Linked DNA regions of Mus musculus: region 1 is linked to region 2. The links are chromatin loops, found by intact Hi-C in ENCODE. Cell type or tissue: left cerebral cortex. All regions are shown on one strand. Each heading gives the region's core, and the rest is flanking DNA. Links, peaks and the distances in the headings are about the cores only. Region 1 has its middle 47 kb from the start of Gm20110. Region 2 overlaps Gm34983 (a long non-coding RNA gene).

Region 1 (10,286 bases), core at 1,003-9,002, 82 kb before region 2:
CAGACAAGGCATTATGGGAAAACAAACAAACAAAAACAACAACTCTAAAACCAACTTTGAGTTCATCTTGTATTGACCATACACTGCTGGACATGGAGTCTGCTCTGGAGTGTGGTTTGTATTGGAGAAAACTAATTTTTCTTTTGTGCTTGGTTATTAATTGAAAATCATTTCTGGATGAGGACATATGTATCCTTCTCTCAGGACTGGACTCCATCTTACTTGGGCCTGTGCAGGTCCTGTGCATGCTGTTACAGTCAATGTGAGCTCATATGAGTGCCTAAAAGACTATGTTTCCTTGGTGTCTTCCATTCCCGTTGGCTTTTATTATCTTTCCGCCTCTTCTTCTGCAGGGTTCCTGAGCCGGGAGGAGAGCAATTTGATGGAGGTATCCCATTTAAAGACAGTGTTCCAAAGTTTCTCAGATAAAAGACTTAAATGTTAAGTCAGAACTACCACAAGAATATAGGAAGATCGCCACATCTGCATAAGCAGCCTCTCTTTCAAAGGACAGACATCCACCATGCAGGACACTGACATAAAAACAGACAAACAATATGGTACCAAAGGAAAAAGTGTTTTCCCAGCAAAGGAAATAGCCAGCAGAATATAGAGGCAACAGAGAAATAGGCAAAAATACAAACTATGCGTCTAATACATATTTTAGCACCGTATTCACTGTCCAAACATTGTAAGATATAAAGAAATTTTAAACCAACAATTCACAAATAATCAAACTTGAAAATAGGCTAAGGCCAATACATTTCAAAAGAGTAAATTCAAGTGAATAACAGGTTTGGAAGAAAATGTTCAGCTATCTGTGGGGGAGATGTAGGTCAAGACCACAGAAAGACATTCTGCTAATTGTAATGGCTATCATCAGAGAGTCAGAGGAGAAGTGCAGGAAACAAAATCTCTTACACACATTGGAAGGAATATAAATCCTCATAGAGAAGATAGAGAACAGTGTGGAAATTCCTTTAAAAAGAATAAAATTAGAACTACCACGCAATCCAACATCCCTTTTCTAGGCATACTTCCAAAGGAATATCAGCAAGTGAAAAACACACCAACACGTCCATGGTCATTGCTCACAGCTGCTAGGAAACAGAGGTAACCTACTCATATGTGGGTGGATGAACAACTTTTTAAAATGTAATAAATAGATATGTTATATTATAGATGATAGATAACAAATTAGATACTAGGAGATAGATAGATAATGGATGTATGGTTCATAGATATATGATAGCTAGGTAGATAGATAGATAGATAGATAGATAGATAGATAGATAGATAGATAGATAGATAGATAGATAGATAGATAGGTAGGTAGGTAGGTAGGTAGGTAGGTAGGTAGGTAGGTAGGTAGATAGATAGATAGATAGATAGATAGATAGATAGATAGATAGATAGATAGATAGATAGATAGTAATGGATATGTGATTCATGGATATATGATAGCTAAATAGATACGTATAAATAGGTGGTAAGTTGATAGATGATAGATCAATTGATCAATGGTTATATAATGTAATATTATTTACAAAAAGAATGAGACGACCTACCATTTGCAACAAAATGGATGGAATTTTGCTAAACTGTTTTATCATTGTGATTAAATCAATCAAATAGAGAAAAACAAATATTGCCCTATCTCGCTCACATATACATGCCCAGAAAAGTGAGTTGGAATATATACTGGAGATTACTAGCGGCTGAAATGGAGGATAGCAACAGAGAGGGGCTGGATGATGAGTAATAAAACACCATCAGTAACATTAATACGTTCTGATGACTGGAGGAACTCAAAGACTGCAATCCAATGTTCTGATGAGGAACAGCAACTCTTCCTTACCCTACTCTGAGCGGTGTATCACTTGAATATCATGTTATCCTACCTACAGAAGTGCAATTAGTTGTCAATCAAAATTTCATAACACTTGAGAGGAAAGCTGTTAACTATTGATTTAATCATTATATTCTATATGTGTAAATTATGAGACCACATCTGTAAATTTGTGTAAGTAAAGAACAAATTTTAAAGACCCATAGTCTTGAAAACTATGTGTCATGAAGGAACTACAGTGGCTTTATAGTCATTCACACATGATTAAAAATGAAAGGTTAGCTAATGCCAATGTACAAGTGGACTGATTTCCCGAAGTCTCTGAAATCAGAATTGTTTAAAAATCTTTATAATCACGTATATAGTTCCTGCCCATCATGGAAGGAGAGCTTTCAAGGTTCTGGGGTCTTTCATCTCCAGATTATCCTAAGGAACAGCCACTGTGAACTTTAGCGTAGGTCTATGACCAAAACCTAGACAACAGGCCACCCTGTAACCAATGCCTTTTCCTTTCCCCAGGCATAGGCTTTGAGAATTAAGGCACAATGGTATCTTTGGGAACAGACCCGTGGGAGAAGTGGAGTAGGCAGTTTGCGGACTCATTTTCTATGGTGTTGGCAGAATGTGGGCTGTCATCACAGGACTGGTATTGTATTGCTTCCTCCAATCTCACAATTGCCACAATGTAGCACACTGTTATTTTTGTCTCCATGATGGGCTGATTATAAGGTGAAGCATCCCTGCCTGGCCAGTGTGCCAGGTGCTGGTTCAAACAACTCCAAGTGTTATTGCTTCTCCAAAAAAGCAAATACGGATGTGGAGGTGGGGAATCAGGGAACCACTAGCCAGTAAACACTTCAAACCATACCACAAAGACACCAGATGCCTGCGAGAAAGGCACTGTGTTAGGACAAGTTCTGTTTAATCTTCACTGGGATCAAGGGAGAAATCCAACCAATGCATGCCGAATGCAGGGAAGCTGATAGTTATTGCCAACATCTGGAACTGAGACAAGTTCTGTTGTTTTCTTTCTTTTCCCCATTGAGGGGGCAGGAAGAAGGTGGGGGAATGATAGTAGAGCTGATTCAAGAAGGAAACACCCAAGTAGTATGTTTCATTTCTCCCCACATAAAAATTAGAACTTGAGCTGGTCATCAATCCAACCCGTGCCAAGAACTATGAGAAACTTAAGAGATAGGACTACGGCCAGAGTAGACATAGCCCTTGATCTCAAGAGACTTGTAATGTACAGGTTTGAGAAGCCACCAAAATAATGGTGATGATGGTGATGGTGATGGTGATGATGATGACGAGGAGGAGGAGGAGGAGGAGGAGGAGGAGGAGGAGGAGGAGGAGGAGGAAGAAGAAGAAGAAGAAGAAGAAGAAGAAGAAGAAGAAGAAGAAGAAGAAGAAGAAGAAGAAGAAGAAGAAGAAGAAGAAGAAGAAGAAGAAGAAGAAAATAAAATAATAACAGTTTGGAGGAGAACAGGTCATTGTCACTGAGATAGGAAGAATAGATGGTTCAGGATAAGGATGTAAGTGTGGTGCTGTAGACAAAAGGAGGCTGATACAGTAAAGGCCTGAAGGAAGTCCCTGAGGCAGAGGGAGTTAACAGGAAGTGCGCAAGGTAACAATGCACTGGGTGAAAGGCCAGATAAGGCAGAGCCTCTACATCAGGACTTACAATATGAACAAAGTAGGAACTTACTGGACAACAGCATGTAGAAATGGAAAGATGGGATGTGATTTAAGCAATCTAGCACAGGAACCAGCAGACAGCTTCTTGAAGCTGATTGCTGAGGTTCAAACCACAGTTCAGCCAAGTATTAGGTGGGTGACTTACTGTTTCACATCCACAGAAAACAATACTACCTGTTCCATCATTATTACTTTATGGAAACCTATAGAACAGTGACTGAGTAATAGTAAAAATTCAATATACATGTTTAATATGTTTTTTCATGTAAAATATATTTATATACTATAAGATAAATAAACACTGCATATGTACTAACCAAGTTCATCATCCTAAGATTATTGCTCTTGGTGTTGAACCAATAAATGACTGGAGCCCAAGAAAAATGTGTAATCAAAAGATCCAAAGAGAAAACACCCTTAATTGTAAGATTAAACAGAAATCCGAAGGGTCTGACCTAGGAGGGCAGGGTATTGCTGGAAAGAAAGAAGTGGTCCAATGTGTACTCCAAGCATGAACCAATGGGAATTTCTGATGGATTCTATATGGAAGTAAAAAGAAGAGATACTAAAAATGGATCTTAGACTATTTGAATATTCAGATGATTTAAACAATCCAAGTCGCCAGTCTCTATAGGAATAAACTAACAAATTATGACATATATCCATGAATTCTGTATCTTCTAGGTGAATAAATAATGAATCCACAATATTCAGAAAAACATTACATCTATACTGAGCATACACAGGTGCATTTTTTTTCTTGTTACTATTATATGACCTATACAGTATGATAATGATGTACAAGCTCTACACTGCAGGAAGTATTATAAATAATCAGTGGGGATTTAAGGCATGCGAGAGTGTATGCCTAGGTTGTATGCAAATCTTGTGTCATTTTGTCGAAGGGATTTTAATATTATGGACTTCAAATCCTCAAAGGCATCCTGGAACACTTTCTCTGTGGTTGTATGATTGTACACAAGGAATGATTGTACACACTACGGACTATTAGTCAACTACCAGAAGGAATGAAATTCTACAATGTGGAAAACTGTTGAGCTACACTAGTCAAAAGGCATGACATAAAATACCACAAATTGTATGATTCTTCTTATGTGAAACATTTGCAAAATAAACAAATTCCTGGAGACTGAGAATATACTGGTAGTTATTAGGGTCTCATGAGAGTCATGTAAAAAAATGAGTCTTGAGTTTTGTCTGAATCAACAGAATGAAGAATCTTTCAAGGCAGAGAGGAAGACATTGCTCAGGGATCGGTGTTGGACATCAACTCCTTGATACTCATAAGTTATACAAGCGAATATTTGAGAAATAAGATGTGCGTGTGGTGCCTACTAGAGGTATTAGAACTTTAAAAATAGACAGTTAAACATTAGAAATGGATTGAAAATAGGTTAAGGATAGGGAAAGGGCCAAGCTATGAGAAATGTTAACAAGAAGACGATGACTGAAGAAAGATGCTTCAGAGTAGGTGACCATGAAGATAGAAGACAAAAGATAAGCATGCTTCAAGCAGGCAGAGTCCACGAGGCAGAGAGTAATGGAAAGGCTAGAGACTGGAGCAGGGAAGGAGTCGGCTGCCGGTGTTGACCTGAAAGCTGTTCTTGGCCTCCCTGAAGGTACTTCCAGGTACCAGACCCAGACAGGCACATTGAACTGGGCTGAACAGAACAGGAAGGTGATGAGGTAAACATCATGTTTGGATAACCATAAATTGAGCTAGAAAGGAAAAAAATGGACCAAGACTTAAGTGGTACCCATAGTGGTATGAAATTCTTTCTGAAAAGGAATAGCTGGGTAACAGTAAGATGTTGCATTAAGAAAAAGGAGGAACAAGTTATAGATTGGTTGATGGGCTGAGAGGCCATGAGACCCAGAGGCCAAGAGGAGAAGGGCTCCTTGTGGGAAGAGGAGGACCGCTTCCTTCACAGACCACTTTTATGCAGAAGTGTTGAGTTGGCAGGTTTTGCGGTGGGAAGATGGGTGAGTTCACTTCCAGTGACTTCTATTTTCTCAATGAAGTATGAGTCTAGGTTGTCGGTGGGAGGAGGATGTGTGGGAGGTTTGGGGAAAAGGAGATGATATGGTACAGTCATCTCACAGAGACAGGAGCGGTGTTGAATGCCAGTTCGGGGGTTTCTGAGTTCTGAATCAGTCATCTTGGCTTTGCGGTGTCCTCCAGTTAAGTGCTGCTTGGTTTGGAGCAAAAGACAAAATCAGAAAGAGTCCCGAAGCCTTAGAATATGACTCACCCTAGTCCTTCCACATCCCGCCTTTCTGCTCACTAGCTGCAGGGCTCTGAACCCTGTGTAACAAGCTTGTCTGTTAACTAGAGGAGAGAGGAAACAGCCCTGGGATAGTTGGTGCCTGGACAGCTGCCAGGGGCAACAAGTTTATCTTCAAATTCTTGGGGCCCAGCTTGCTGAGTGTGTCTAATAAGAAGCTGTACCCAAACGGCATTTAACACTGCTGATGGGTGGCTGCGGAAATTTCCCAACAGAAAGGATGAAACACGGCCTCAGGAGGTCAGTGTTAGATGTATTGGAATTTAGAGATGTGTAATACATTCGATACAGAGAGATGGATGTGTACTTCTTCCTGGTCTGTCCGTGTTCTAAATAAGGGGAGTCCAAGTTAATTGTCTGACTATAGAAGTGAGAAGAACAAAATGTCCAGTAGTTCCCACTGAATATGCGAAAATGAAAGTAGAGGGTGGATTTACACGGTATCTATAAAGACCTTCCCACAGAGAAATGCAGAACGCTGTGATGGCATTGAACCCTGGCTCTGGGACCTGGGGAATACTCCACGCTGACCTTGGGTGTTCTCCTGTCTCTCTGTCCTCACACCCTTTAGAAGGCCCACTGTTCTTCAGCTCCTCATCATGAGTCTATGTCTACTTCACCTCCCATAATCCACTCGGCCTTTTTAACATGTAATAACTTCCTTGATTTCACTGGCAATGTGAATGCCCCGACCTGTCACGGGGAAGTTTATAATTGTTTTGGGGGTTAGTTATTTAATTGCACGATTAATTATTTAATTGAAATCAATTATCTTATTACTTAACATCTATCTACTTCTCTCTACCAATCTATGCTAGTTCTTGGTATATATCCTAACCAGGTAACGCTGGGACTAAGGGAGAAGGAACGTAAGGACGCACTAAGGAAGGGCATGTCTCACCTGCAAAGGTTTGCTCCTTCCTTTGAACACGTGTGATGTTTCCATGCCTTACATTTAATATCTAAGTAGATTTTCCTCTGATGCTTGAAGTCTTACAATGGGCAATTATTGCACACACAGTGGCCAATGAGAAATTGTACAAACGAATAAGACATGTCCATCTGCCTAGAGGAACGTAAAAAAAATGCCTCCTCCTGGCAATGGTGGCCTCAGACTCGCTTTCCTTTCTGGGGTTTTGGCCAAAGTATTAGTGGCTGTGTAGCTTACTGTCAAATAACATAATCCTTAAGTGTTCTGCTTCAGAAAGTCAGGAATCTCCTGCTGATCTCTCTTCTCCCCTCTCCTGCCCTACTGCTCGCTGCTTCCTACACTTGCCATCGACTTCTGAGAAACCCTCAGCTCTTCAGAGACCTTTCCTTTCTTGGGATAAAACGCCCCCATTCATAATCTGTCACAGCCTCGTGTCATCTAGGAAGTCTTCAAGCACTCCTACCACCAACTCTGCTCTTCCTAATCTACCAGACGATTCCACAGCTCACGAAGGCCTGATTCTCTTTCATCTTTCTCTCCGCTCCAGCCAAAGTGCAAGGGCTAAAATCCCAGCAGCTATTAAATAAACATCTACAAGAGAGAGCCGTGGTTCATTTTGAAGCTATAGCCACGCTGATCTCATAGACCACACTGACGCTTCCTCAATGTTCTACCATCATTTATAATAGGACTCATTATTGTGAAGGGCATCTTGCCTACCAGAAATAGATTTTTAAATTAAACTATCTCTTTTACAATTTAGCTGGGTTGGACAAGCCCATATTCAGTATTTTTAAAAATTCCTATTAGAATTACACTCATGCCTTTCATACCAGTTTTATGCACTGAAAGTAGAATAGGCAGCAACAAATCACTTTTAGTGGTCTAACTAGACACCTTGAAGATGGTGTGCTTTTAATACAAGATGGGCTGGTGTGTTTCATTTTCCATGACCCTTTTTCTTCCTCACTGATTCCTTGTAGCTTATAAACTCTCTTTCTCCATTCCCTGTATTTTTGCTAAGCACTCATGATATTATAGGCTCATTTAGACCTACTTGGAGCAATTATGGGTCTTAGTTTCACCAACTCTTCCTAGCATGAGGATTTAGGCATTGGAGAATAGAGATTTGAAATATTCACTTGTGCTCCCAAAGTTCAGTGGACAATACATTAGGAAAGAATTATATTGGTAAAATTAAAGATCTTCCTCCCTCCCTCCTTCCCTGCCCCCTCTCTCTTTCTTTCTACCCTTCCCTCCTTCCCTTCCTCCCTCCCTCCTTCCCTCCCAACCCCATAATAACAAAACATAAGAGTTTATATGTTCTAGGGTTTCATATGGAGTTGTAGCATGTGTTTCTGTTGTAGAGTAGCTAAATCAACCTGATTTTCTTTATCTTTTAATGACCCCTTGCGCCATTCCCTTTGTCAAGTACTGGGTGGTTAAGAACACTGGCAAGGAAAGGACATTACCACGATTTTCTACAGCACATTATAAGCATGGAGGAAGAATAAATTCAATTTCATTTGACAGGAACATATCCATAACGGACAAGAGCCACTGCAATGCTGACCGAGAACTACTGAAAGAGATTTGGGTAGTGTGAGCTGAGCAATTCCTGTCAGGGTGCCATCCTCAGGCAATCTATGACTCAGGGACCTTGCTAGCAATGTGAGCCCAGCAAAGAGTTACAGTAAAGACAATGTGGTGTTGACACAAGAACTTACTGGCACCTGGGTCAGAAAAGCCGATCCCTTCACCTTTCACGTATTATGTAGGAGGCACCTACTCAACACAATCATGGTCCCCAAATAAGCATCATCTTCCACACTCTTATAACCTCTCATTTAGCTTGCCCCTAAGTGTTCTTTTTGTCTCTAATTGCTCCCTGTTCCAGTCTATCCTACACACAAAGGCCAGGAAATCCCTCCTCCTACACATGACTGGTAGTAAGCACTGGCTCTGGAACCAGACTTCCTGGATTCAAATTCCAACTCCCTAACCTCTCTCCCTCTCCCTCTCCCTCCCCCTCCCCTCCCCCTCCCCCTCCCCTTCCCCCTCCCCCTCCCCCTCTCCCAGTGTATTAGTCAACTTGGGCCTACAGGGCCGGAAGGTCATCAAGTTCTTAGTAGTTTTTCCAATCAAAATTTATACTTTGCTCAAACAGAGGCCTCACAGAGTCTACTCTCTGTAATTCCCTCATAATGTAAGCAAGGTGAAAGGTGAAAATCCTCTGGAGGCATAGCTGTGGCCGAGGAAGCCACAATGGGCTAGTAAAGAATCTTGGAAATGTCACATTTCACATGTGACAGCAAGAAAGCAAGACCTGGAGGAAGGGAGGAAGAGCGTATGTTGACAGTATGATCAACTAAACCTAGGTTTCTAATCAACAAAACATTACTTCCTAATTACTTCTATGTTGATGCTATCTTCCACCATGGTCAAATACAAATAACTCAGCCCAACAAAACCAGAACACAATTTTTCATCTTCTATCCAACAGCTAAGTTTAATGGATAGCATCAAGAAATAGACAGTAATGTATCTACCTGGGCAAGCAATGTATCTCTCTAATAAAAACAAAGTGAACTGCTGGTAAATGGAATTAGGACATCAAGCTTAGACTATTGTTAGTCAAATAATAGGTAATGTGGATGAAAAAACCCTAAGAGCTCTCGTAAGTATGGGCACACCTCTTCACAACCCCCAGTAGTACCTTTATAGCTTAACATCCAGTTGATACCATACAGAAAAGCACAGGATCATCAAAGTTATGGCATTGAGGGTGACTGAATTAAAAACTACCCATGAAGAGATGGGCCAGCAGTTAAGAGTGTAGATTCTTCTTTCAGAGGACCCACCTTTGATTCTTAACACCCCTATCAAGCAACACATAACTATCTATAAATCCAGCTTGAAGGGATTTGGTGCTGTCTTCTGGCCTCAGTGGATAGCTATTCCTCATATATGACACACATAAACTCATACAGGCACATACATACATACATACATACACATAAGAAAAAAGAAGGAAAGGAGGGAGGGAGGGAGGAGAGAGAGAGAAGAAAAAAGGAATCCCATTGACACACAAAACAATGAAACTTAACATATGAGCTGAGTTAATTATAACACAAATATCCCATAAGCCCAGTACTTAAGGGCTAAGGCTATGATCTGGTGATGGAGGGTTTGCCTTGCCTTGCCTTGCCTTGCCTTGCCTTGCCTTGCCTTGCCTTGCCTTGCCTTGCCTTGCCTTGCCTTGCCTTGCCTTGCCTTGCCTTGCCTTGCCTACGCAAGACCCTAGGTTTGATCTTCAAAAAGTCTCAGTGACTTAACATAATAAGGTTCTATTTCTTGTTGCCCCTCTTCTGTGTCTTTGAAGTCCTGACCATACAGCTCTAATACGGAGAAGGGAACACCTGAGAAAGCTTTGTAGACAGGACTGTGTATCACTCCCTTCTCATACTCAATCACACACACACACACACACACACACACACAC
Region 2 (10,286 bases), core at 1,068-9,067:
TTTAACATTGGTTTTGAGTATCAAAAAAACAAGGCAAGCACTTTACCAACTAAGTCAGTGCTTCTCAACCTGCCTAAAGTTGTGATCCTTTTAAGACAGTTCCTCATATGGTGGTGACCCCTAACCATAAAAATTATCTTTGTTGCTACTTTATAACCATAATTTTGTTAGTTATTTGGTATAATATAAATATCTGATATGCAGGATATCTGATATGTGACCCCTGTGAAAGAGTCATTTGACCCCAGAGGGGTTGTGTGCACAGGTTGAGAACTGGTGAACTAAACTATCTCCCCACTCTACAACCTGAGTTATAAATATACCTGGAAGAAGGAAGGCCTCACAGACAGCTTAGTTAGGTCTCAAAGTTACTTACTGCAAATCCATCTCTCCACAACTTCCCTGAAACCTAACTGCAATTCAACAATATAATCAAGAAATTTTTCCTGGTAGCATGTGCAAGAAAAAAGGAATCTTAGAGAAAGTGGAAGGAAGACAGGAGGGGAGGAAAGAGGGGGGGAGGAGAGAGGAGAGGAGGGGAGAGGAGAAGAGGGAAGGGGAAAGGAGAAGATGGGAGGGGGGAGAGTCAGATTATTCAAGGATGTTGAAAACAGAAGTAATAGGTTCAGCAAGAGGGTGTGGACAAGGCTAGCTAGCCTTTCAAACATAAAATCCTATGGTTCCTTCTCCTGTGTCTTTTATCCAGTCCAGAGAAACAAATCTTCAGGTGTAGGGGGTGGAGTCTGGCCTCTAAGGAAAAGAACTCTCCTTAGAAGAGACATAAGAAGCGTCTTCAGAGGTCACGATGCCACCTCACTCCATCTCCTTCCTCTAACAGAAAGGGGTCCACCTCTCCATGGTAAAGAGCCGTAAGTCTGGTGAGACCTCAGAAGGGGAACAGAGAGGAGACTGCCAGGGAGATAGACCATTTGAACCATAGTGCCTTTTACATCTTAAAGGACTGGACAGGTCCACAGTACTCAGTGCCCCTGTTCACATCCTCAGGGAATCAGCGTGGCGAAGGGTCCATGTTCATTCATTTGACAAAGACACCACTTTTCCGGTAAATATTAAAGAATGTCAGAGAGAGAGAGAGAGAGAGAGAGAGAGAGAGAGAGAGAGAGAGAGAGAGAGAGAGAGAACTACTCACAAATGATTAAAATGCATGGTGGGAGAGAGAGAGAAATTAGATGCATCTGTGGTCAAGGAGCCCACCTCGTTCATTGGTCAGTAAGATTGTGGAAAGCCAGGAAGCTGAACTCACCTGTGGGAGAGATAAGAGTCATTGTTTGTCTCCCATTGTTACCTGTTTTGATCCTAGGCTGCCTCTCCTATCATTTTCTCCCATGGTACAGTCTCCCCTTGTCAACCCAGAGACTGAAAAAAAATTTATTCATTGGATGTGAGAGCAGTAGACTCCCCTCCCTTTGTCTTCCTCAGGAAATTAGTAGCTCATGTTCCATTAACTGGAGTGTTTTACCTTATCTCCTTCCTCTACATGAAGTGGGAATTTCAATGCCATAATTTAGAATTATTCTGCCCAATTCATCCTAAATGGATTCTGGTCTCCTTGCGGCTCTTATCTCTAGACCTCACTAAGGATAGCATTCGGACTCACCTACAGGCACACAATTGTCCTCTCTTCAATGTGGAGGCGTTTAGAAATATAATGAAACGTGACAAGCTTTTGAATACGGCTCCAGAAATGGCCTCTTTCGTGGCCATACAGATTGCTTGCCGTTTTAGCATCCATCCACTCTCTACGTTATTTTACGATCTGTTTTACAGACAAACCTGGGGAGATACACGTATCCTAAACTGACAACTCCTGTTCTTTGTTCCAAGACTGTTTTTACAGAGAATGATTATTTCTTCTGATATTTATTTGCAATGCAGTTTCCAGAAATACCCCAGCATCATCAGCCGGAAGCTTCATGTGAGGAGAGACTAGTGAGGGTGTATCCAAGCCATGCAGGTTAATGCTGTGGGTTGTTACTGTGCGCACCTCACATAAGAGAGGTTTTATAGGGACATTCTTCTAGGATATTTTAGTTCCTTTGGTTAAATTTTTCAAGAATGGTGTTGGTTTTGATTGGTTGGAACCTGCACTATTTATACCAATAGTTGAGAAGTTGACTATCTAGATCAGTTTCTTATTTCAAAAATAACTCCAGTTCCAAAGAAGTCAAATGGTTTTTCTAAGAATCATATAGAGGGTAGCGAACCAAGATTAGCTGAAGCCATCTGTATTCTATACACTTTTCATTAACTTGGATGATCATCCAATTATGTGTAACATGAGCTAGTCCTAACAAAACTCTCCTGCTTCCTAATGAGGGATAAGCAGAAGGTATCTCTATAAATCAATAGACTCATTCTGTTATTATACAGAGTGCAATAGCGCTTTAAGAATTCATTGGATGCTATCATTTTGTATAAACACCAGTGTCTCTTCTCTGATCAGAGCATGATCAACACCAAGCCTTGAATGGTTTACTCAGGAGTGATATAAAGAAAACAAAATTTACCAGGCTTCATGGATTCTATCTTCAATTCTCGCAAATAATCCCATGGCTATGCATTTCATTTGGTTTTCAGAAGTAAAATTAGGCTGGTATAAAAGACTGACATTCTAGATATGAGTTGGACTAGATAACAGCTGGCGTGCCATTTGGAACCAAGACCCTGTCATTCTCTCCTCAGATCAATCAATCATCAATCAGTAAATAAATTGAACAGACCTCAGCAACTTTCCAGGAGCTTCACTTTTAGCAAGAGATGAACATGGTAGGGTCCACCCACAAAACAACTGTGACATAAAAATAGTGCCTCCCAACTTCCCAGCCTCCAATGAGCCAAGCTTCTACATAATCCTCCGAAAGACTGGAGACATCCAACATGTAGAGAGTCACCCTTGGCTTCGATCACAACAGATGCTGGTACTTCCTATACCTGTGAGCCAGAAGGGCTGTGCTTGACCTCTAGATATTATCCAGAACCAGGAGTGGGCCTTCCTCTTACTTCCTTTTCATGGCCCAGGGAAGAGATGCTATAACCACCTGGACACAGGACTCAGATGGGAAAATGGTTAAATAGGACTGAGTGAACACCCCATGCTCATTTTGATTGTTTTTGTCCAGCACCTTAGCGAGAAAGAGTCTCTCACTTTCTCTGAGCATAAGTGTTGAGCCCATGTTTTAACATTTTCATGTTTCCCACAGTGGCACAGCTACCAGTGAGAGAGCACTGCTTGGAAGAAACTGGAGGAACCCACACAGGATGCTCCTGCCTCAGATTCTATTCAGCATCTCTTAGCCTGCACTGGTCTGGGGCTATTTGAAAAATGCATAGATTTAAGTAAGCTGAGATGCCTCATTCTTTCAATTCATCAGATTTGCCGACTACTAAAGCCATGTCTTTTAAACTCAATATATGCTATAAAATAACTAATAGTACAGTGAATTCTCAGAATTAATCATGCATAGAATCAAACATTCTCAAAATTCCACTAAATTGCCCCATACCTTAGAAATATATTGCTTTAAGTTAAAGCACTGAGGTCATCATTAGTACCAAAGGAATCAGTATTGGTTGTAATTTTTACCAGATTATCTTTATAATATTCAAGTTGAAAATCTTAATGAATTCTCAGATCTCAAGAATGCAAAGTTAGGCTCCAACAGCATCCTAGTGAATTGTATTTCCCCAACTTTTCAGATTAATATGTCAATATCCTTATATGAATATGTAAAGCCAAGAACTGATATTTTACAAGCTTTCAGTTTAGAAACTAAAGAATAAACCACGATTTGGTCAAGATAGTCATAGCAGATATCCACAGCAGACTGACCATTCAACAATCAATGTAATCTCCTTCTACAATGCTGTCCTTTAGAATACAGGCTGCAGAGCTAACTCACATTCCTTCCAGGGGATTCTGCATGGGCTCTGGGTACTTACAAGTCCTCTAAAAATCTGAAGGCTCCTCAAGACCTTATATTCATGTATGCTATACTTATATTCTCTAACTTGGAATCCATGTTGCACATAAGCATTCTGACTACTAGTGAGATATGGTAGTCCTGCTTCTTTAAATATTGGAGACATGCAAAACCTCATGGCATATCATTTTATGGCTGTCTTATTTTCATTGGCATTCCTAGCGTTATTTTGTTGAAAGAAGAAGAAGGCAGGCTGGGCCTGAGGAGCCACGAATACTAATCAGACATGCTAAGTTGCTCCTCTCTTGTTCCAGGCTGACTCACAAGCCATCTGTGCAGATATGTAGTCATTCTCACATTGATATCCATGTGGCAGCCAGTGACGGATGACTGTACAGGACAACCGAGTTTTTAGATGGGTGAATATCTGCTAACTTACTACATTTCACTGGCTAAAGCATTGAGAACAAAGAAACAAGAGCCATTAGACAGCCTGTTCATCAAGGTGTTGTCAAGCCAGTTTCACGTAGACTTAGAGTTCCAAAATACCCCCCAACAAACAGTGACTTCTGGAAACGTCTTAGAAATAAAGAATACAGGTGTGCATGTATGTGTATTTTGGGTGGGAGATGCCTGTGGGGTATATCCAGAAGTCACCATCAAATATTCTCCAGGAACTGTCCACCTTGCCCTTTGAGACAGGGTCTCTTACAGGAGTCTGAAGGTAGGCTATGAAGCTAGAATAGCCAATGAGGAAGCCCAGAGAGATCGGCCTGTCTCCACTGTCACAGTGCTGAGAAGACAAGCATCTACCACCATGCCTAACTTTTTACGTGGATTATGGGGATTAAATTCAGATACCCATGCTTGGACAGCAAGCAGTTCACCCCAGCTCTGGAGATACAGAATCTTATACACACATCATGGAGAGCCACCAGGTAAGAAATTTAAAGGATAAGGCCAAAGAACCTGCACTTTAGCCAGGCCTCCAACTGACTCTGATGCGTGTTTACGTTTGAGGACCACTCAGGTCAAGTGGCCCTAGTTAAGGCAGTTGAATGGAGTTTCAAAACCATCACAGCAGGTTTGGAAAAAGAGAAGAGATTGTTGAAGAACGGGGTCTTTGATTTTTAAAAATAGCCTGATTTAGAAATAGAAAAGCTATAAATGGAACCCAGTTCACACACACACAATGAAAAGCGGCTTCAGCAAAAAAAGCATTATGTTGTCCCTAATCACTGGCCTTGAACCTTGACATTCTAACTTAGCACCAAGCAACTTTTTAAACAAGTTGATTAACTTTTCTGTACATTGGTTTTATCACTTAAAAGTGAATAAATGGCATAAAGTTTATTCAAACACACCTAGATTGTTTTCTACTCATTCTGAAAAAAATATACACCATGGTATGTGATTTGTATCATATTGATTCTGCCTTCCCTTGCCAGTACAAGCATGAGACTGACGTTTCCCAGCAACCCTTTTCCGTATGTGGGAGCTGCGCCTAGAGGAAATTTTTCAATAGATATTGTAGCTCTGCACTCCAACGACTTACAACAGGAGTTCAACATAAGTTTAGCAAAATCCACTGACTATGAGAAAGATCCAGAGTAACACATATTAGCAATTATCAATGTTATGGAAATATGTACAAGTTACTTTCATGTCTACAGAGTTATTAATGATTTTGCTCATGCATGTGGCTTAGTTATGTTTCTATTGCTGTGAAGAGACACCATGACCAAGGCAACTATAAAAGAGAGCATTTAGTTGGATGTGCTTGTAGTTTCAGAGGGTGAGTTCATGTTCATCATGGCAGGGAGTATGACAGCAAGAAGACGGGCATGGCCCTGGAGCAGTGGCTGAAAGGTTGAAATACAACCACAAGGGGCTGAAGAGATGGCTCAGTAGTTAAGAGCACAGATTGCTCTTCTGAAGGTCGTGAGTTCAAATCCCAGCAACCACATGATGGCTTACAACCATCCGTAATGAGATCTGATGCCCTCTTCTGGGATGTCTGGAGACAGCTACAGTGTACTTACATATAATAAATAAATAAATCTTTAAAAATAAAAAGGGAAAGAAAGAAATATACCCACAAGGCACAGAGAGAGAAACAACTGAGAATGGTGTGGACTTTTGAAACCTCAAAGCCCACCCCTAATGACACATCTCCTCCAACAAGGCCACACCTCCTAATCCTTCCCAAACAATCCCACCAATGTGGACCAAGCAGTTATGTGTAAGTCTATGGGACCATTCTCACTCAAACCAGCACAAATGGTAAGGACTAGATTTGAATTTTGCAGGATTCTGTAGACATAATGGTCAATTCAGAGTTGTCATCAGTTTATGATATTTAAGAAAGAACATTCAGGACTAGAAGGGTGGCTTGGTGGTCAAGAGCACTTGTTGACTTTACAGAGGATGTGAGTTTAGTTCCTAACATGGTAGTTCATAGCCCTCTGTAACTCTAGTTCCAAGGGATCTTAATCCTTCTTCTGACATTCAAAGGCACCACCACGTATGCACATGGCACATAAACATACATGCAGACAAACACACACACAAAATAAAATGAATAAATCTAAACAAAAATTTTTAAAAATAAATCAAGACTCACTTGTATTCCCCAAAAAAAAAAAAAAAAAAAAATGAAGCAGGTAGTTATTGTAGTTGGAAGAATACAGCAAATTATGTTCCCTCATGACATGGAAAGATGGCAGTACTGGGTACGTTGGCAGGAGATTGTGTCCCATCAGTGAGTTGGGGGGTGGGGAGGAAATAGTCATGTATATAAATGGAGTTTGTAAACACGGTGAAGGAGGAGTCAGCTAAGCTATCAAGCATCAGGGACTGAGTGTTCATTGAGCCAAATGTTTACTCAGAAATGGAAATGTAATTCAACATCAAGCACTATGTAATGAATTACTAAAGAAGGCTAGCTAGAAGCACAAAGGTGTTCCTGAAGATTGAGCCGTTATGCCTTATCGCATCCACAGCCTTGGCAGGCAGTAGGCACTTAGCAAATACTGGGGGCAGAATAAATGAATATAGGCTGGGAGTGAGAATATTGTTATTGTTGTTATATAAAGTTGTTATATAATCATAAAAAAATTCAGTATTTTAACTGCGTGTTTCTTGAAAGAGTGGGGGACGTTATGTTCATGAGCCTGTATCATAACATCTTTCAAGTTTTGTAATGCCAGTGGCTTGCACATGAAAATTTCATGCATTTTTATAGTAATGAATCTTATGAAATTAAAATAAATCCAGTGCTTTGAACTGACAAGGAAGTGTGGCACATTCAAATGCATCAACTTGATATTTTCTCTAGAGGACGTCATCTCCATTTGAAAAACACTGGTTATGGGCCTGGGGAGATGGGTAGCTCACTGGTTAAAGTGCCAAGCATCTATAAGCCCAGTGCTGAGGGGAGGTAGAGATAGCCACATCCCTAGAGCTTCCTGACGAGTTAGCCCTGCATTTAGGGGAGACCCTATCTCAAAACTTCAGGTGGAGAATGATTTAAAAAATATAGCTGACTTCAGTTCCCAACCCCCACATTTTTATGCACACAAGCACACACACGTGAACATATATAAATATGTCAAACACACACACATGCAAAATGCAGAAAAGCAAAGTCAAGCTATCATGCTTTCTGTAAACGCTGAATCACAAAGACTTGCTCTGGTACTAAACCGGATGAAATGAGAACCTGTTTCTAAGACCTTCCATGACACAGGTTTTCAGGCAATTTTACTGAGAGCCAATTTCAGGGTAACGGTGCATATTTTTAAAATAAACAAAACATAAGATTATTTTACTATATTAGAAGAAAAAATAAGAGGAAAGAGTCCCCGAAATAAGTTTGTAAATTGAACAACCAAACGGACCATACAGTTCCACGCCTAAACCAAAAACACCAAATTGCATATTTTTCAAAGGTGAATGTTGTGGTATCTATTACATGCTAATCAGTTTTTTTTTTTTCACTAGAAGAGACTAGAGCTCCAGAGAACAAAAATACCAATGTGTTATTTGGACCAATCTCAAAAGACGAAAGCGTCACTGCCAACCTTCACGGTATAGTCACTGCAAATGTTTCCAGTCCCACCTCGCACCCATGCCAAGTCAGGAGTATAAAAATGTTGGTAGTATTAATAGTCTTTGGTATTTCCAGCGTTGGTACTTAAATTCTAGCTAGGGATCCCCTGCACATTCCTCAACACAACCATGAGAATTATCTTCGTACTAAATGCCAGCTAGGTCTTTATAAAAAGGGTCTTTTCTCAAACCTCTATTGTTTGTCAGGGCCACATATTTGATTATAGGACACAGAATACACACTTGCCTATAGGTGTTTCCTATGGGTGGGGGGACCCTTTGTGGGACAAAAGAACCATGAATCCCAAAGAAAACTTCAGAAAACTTAGCAGTATATGTTTCTTCACAGACCCAATAGGAAAGCACCGATGGATGCTCTCTTTGAAAGAGATTCAGTAAGATAAACCCAAGAATAGATAAGGGCTCCTCAAAGGAGAACCACAACTGATTGTCCTAGCATTAGTGATGTATGTTATATTGCTGGGTTCAGAGCATGTCTTTTCCCTATAAATTTAGTTTCTGGTAAGATTCCCAGAAAGCTGGGTGTTTATAGCTGAGATGGGAGAAAGACGTCAAGCAGTTGTTAATTGGGCCAGAATCCCTGCTTCTCCGCTGGTACAAGGCATCGGCATGATTCCCGGGTGGGGGTGGGGGGCCCTTCCCTCTCACCGCTCCATAACTGTCCCTGTCTCCCTGGTCCGCCTCAGATAGGAATTATCTCCAAGGATTCATCTCCTTGAATTCTCCCTGCTCTGTTTGTTTTCCACTTGACATCACACATAATGTTTTTCTCTCCTAGTCACCACACAAAATATCATCCCATTACTATTGCATTTCAAAATCAGCGAGATGCCCTATTTTTAATAATAATCTTAATTATCAGTGATAATTACAATCTGTTGCAAAATGAGTCCAAAAACTCAAGACATCCCGATAATTTATAGTAACTCGTTCTGATCACAATGAGCCAAGATACAGTTTTTAAATATACATTTTTCTTTACGATTTATTTTTTAGATGTATTTATTTATTTGTTTGTTACTTATTTATGTATATGGATTGTGTGTGTATATTGGCATACCAGAAGAGGGCATTGGGTCCCCTGAGACTACAGCTATCGATGGTTGTGAACCATCATGCAGGTGCTGGAAATTGGACTGAGGACCTGTGGATGAGCATCCAGTACTATTAACGACTGAGTCATCTCTCCAACCCTCCCTTAAGGTATATTTTTAAAACATCTCTTTTATTAAAGAGATAGAATCAAAGGTGTGGTAAACATTTAATAAACACAAAAGGTATCTTTGAAAATATGTTGGATTTTTTTTACACTTGTTTATTTATGTATGCATTTGAGACAAGGTCTTGCTACGGAGCCAACATGGATGGAAATCATGGTCCTGCTGCTTCGTGCAGTTTGCCAAATTCTGAGGTGACATGGATAACCCGCCACATTCTGTTTGAATCCCATGAAGAAGACAAAATAAAATCGCTTCTCAGAGAAGTCCCCACCAACCGAGAGCGTGAGTGGAATAATCCAGTTCCAACCATGCACATCCACAGGCTGGCAAGTGGGGGTCGGGGGGGGGGGGCGGTCGGGGCAGGCTAGCAAGCGGGGGATGGGGGGGGGGGAGATGCTTCACGTAAGGAAGACGTAGCCAGGCTGCACATCATGTGACTTGCCTACACTAAAAGCAGACCTTGGCGAATACTGTGCCGCAATAATATAATTCCGGAAGGAAAAAGTCACCCGTCAATAATCACCAATAAATGTTCCTTTTCCTGAAGTGCAGAGTTCCATACTAAACAGTATGAACTAAGGAATTGAGAAGTCACAGCCTTTCCATTGCCTGAAACCCCAATTTAAGTCTCTCAAATCACGAAGCAAAACAGGGTTATTCTATGCCCCGCTCCCGCCTCCAAGTTCAACAGGAAGTGCCAAAGAAAAATCTGTTCTTAGAAGACTGGGCAACCAGAAGCTAAAGGATTTCCATTAAACTGTAGCAAATAGGACTGTTCCCCTGAGATTTCTAACCTAATTAGTCAGGCGAAAGCACCTTTCAGATATCTTTCTGCTCATGTGTTTAGAGATGATTTTAACAAAAAAAAAGAAAGAAAAAAGAAAAGAAACTGAACGTATTTCTCCGGCTGCTATCTATGGAACACAGCCTGTGCCACTTGAGGTAGGAGTCTAACAAAAGCAGACTGGGATGAAAATTAGAGTCCTCAGCAATG

Evidence for each region. Hi-C counts contacts between places; a loop is a spot of excess contacts. Peaks named below come from ENCODE experiments on the same cell type or tissue, not always from the same donor. Only the 100,000 strongest peaks of a DNase experiment are listed, where the experiment ranks them.
Region 1: it touches region 2 in a loop (2.6-fold over the local background); 6 of 42 quality-filtered maps call a loop at or near these places.

The regions. Positions count from the first base shown.
Region 1 is chr10:99,556,991-99,567,276 of GRCm38, reverse strand. No RefSeq gene overlaps it. Among named protein-coding and RNA genes, the nearest start is that of Gm20110, 47 kb to the left of the region's middle. In left cerebral cortex, for the core only: no CTCF peak of the experiment used is centred there; DNase peaks (open chromatin) are centred at 1,040, 2,540 and 5,641.
Region 2 is chr10:99,474,730-99,485,015 of GRCm38, reverse strand. All of the region lies in intron 1 of Gm34983 (a long non-coding RNA gene), which reads right to left. Among named protein-coding and RNA genes, the nearest start is that of Gm35035, 19 kb to the right of the region's middle. In left cerebral cortex, for the core only: no CTCF peak of the experiment used is centred there; DNase peaks (open chromatin) are centred at 7,122, 7,563, 8,052, 8,549 and 5 more places; H3K27ac peaks cover 3,307 bases.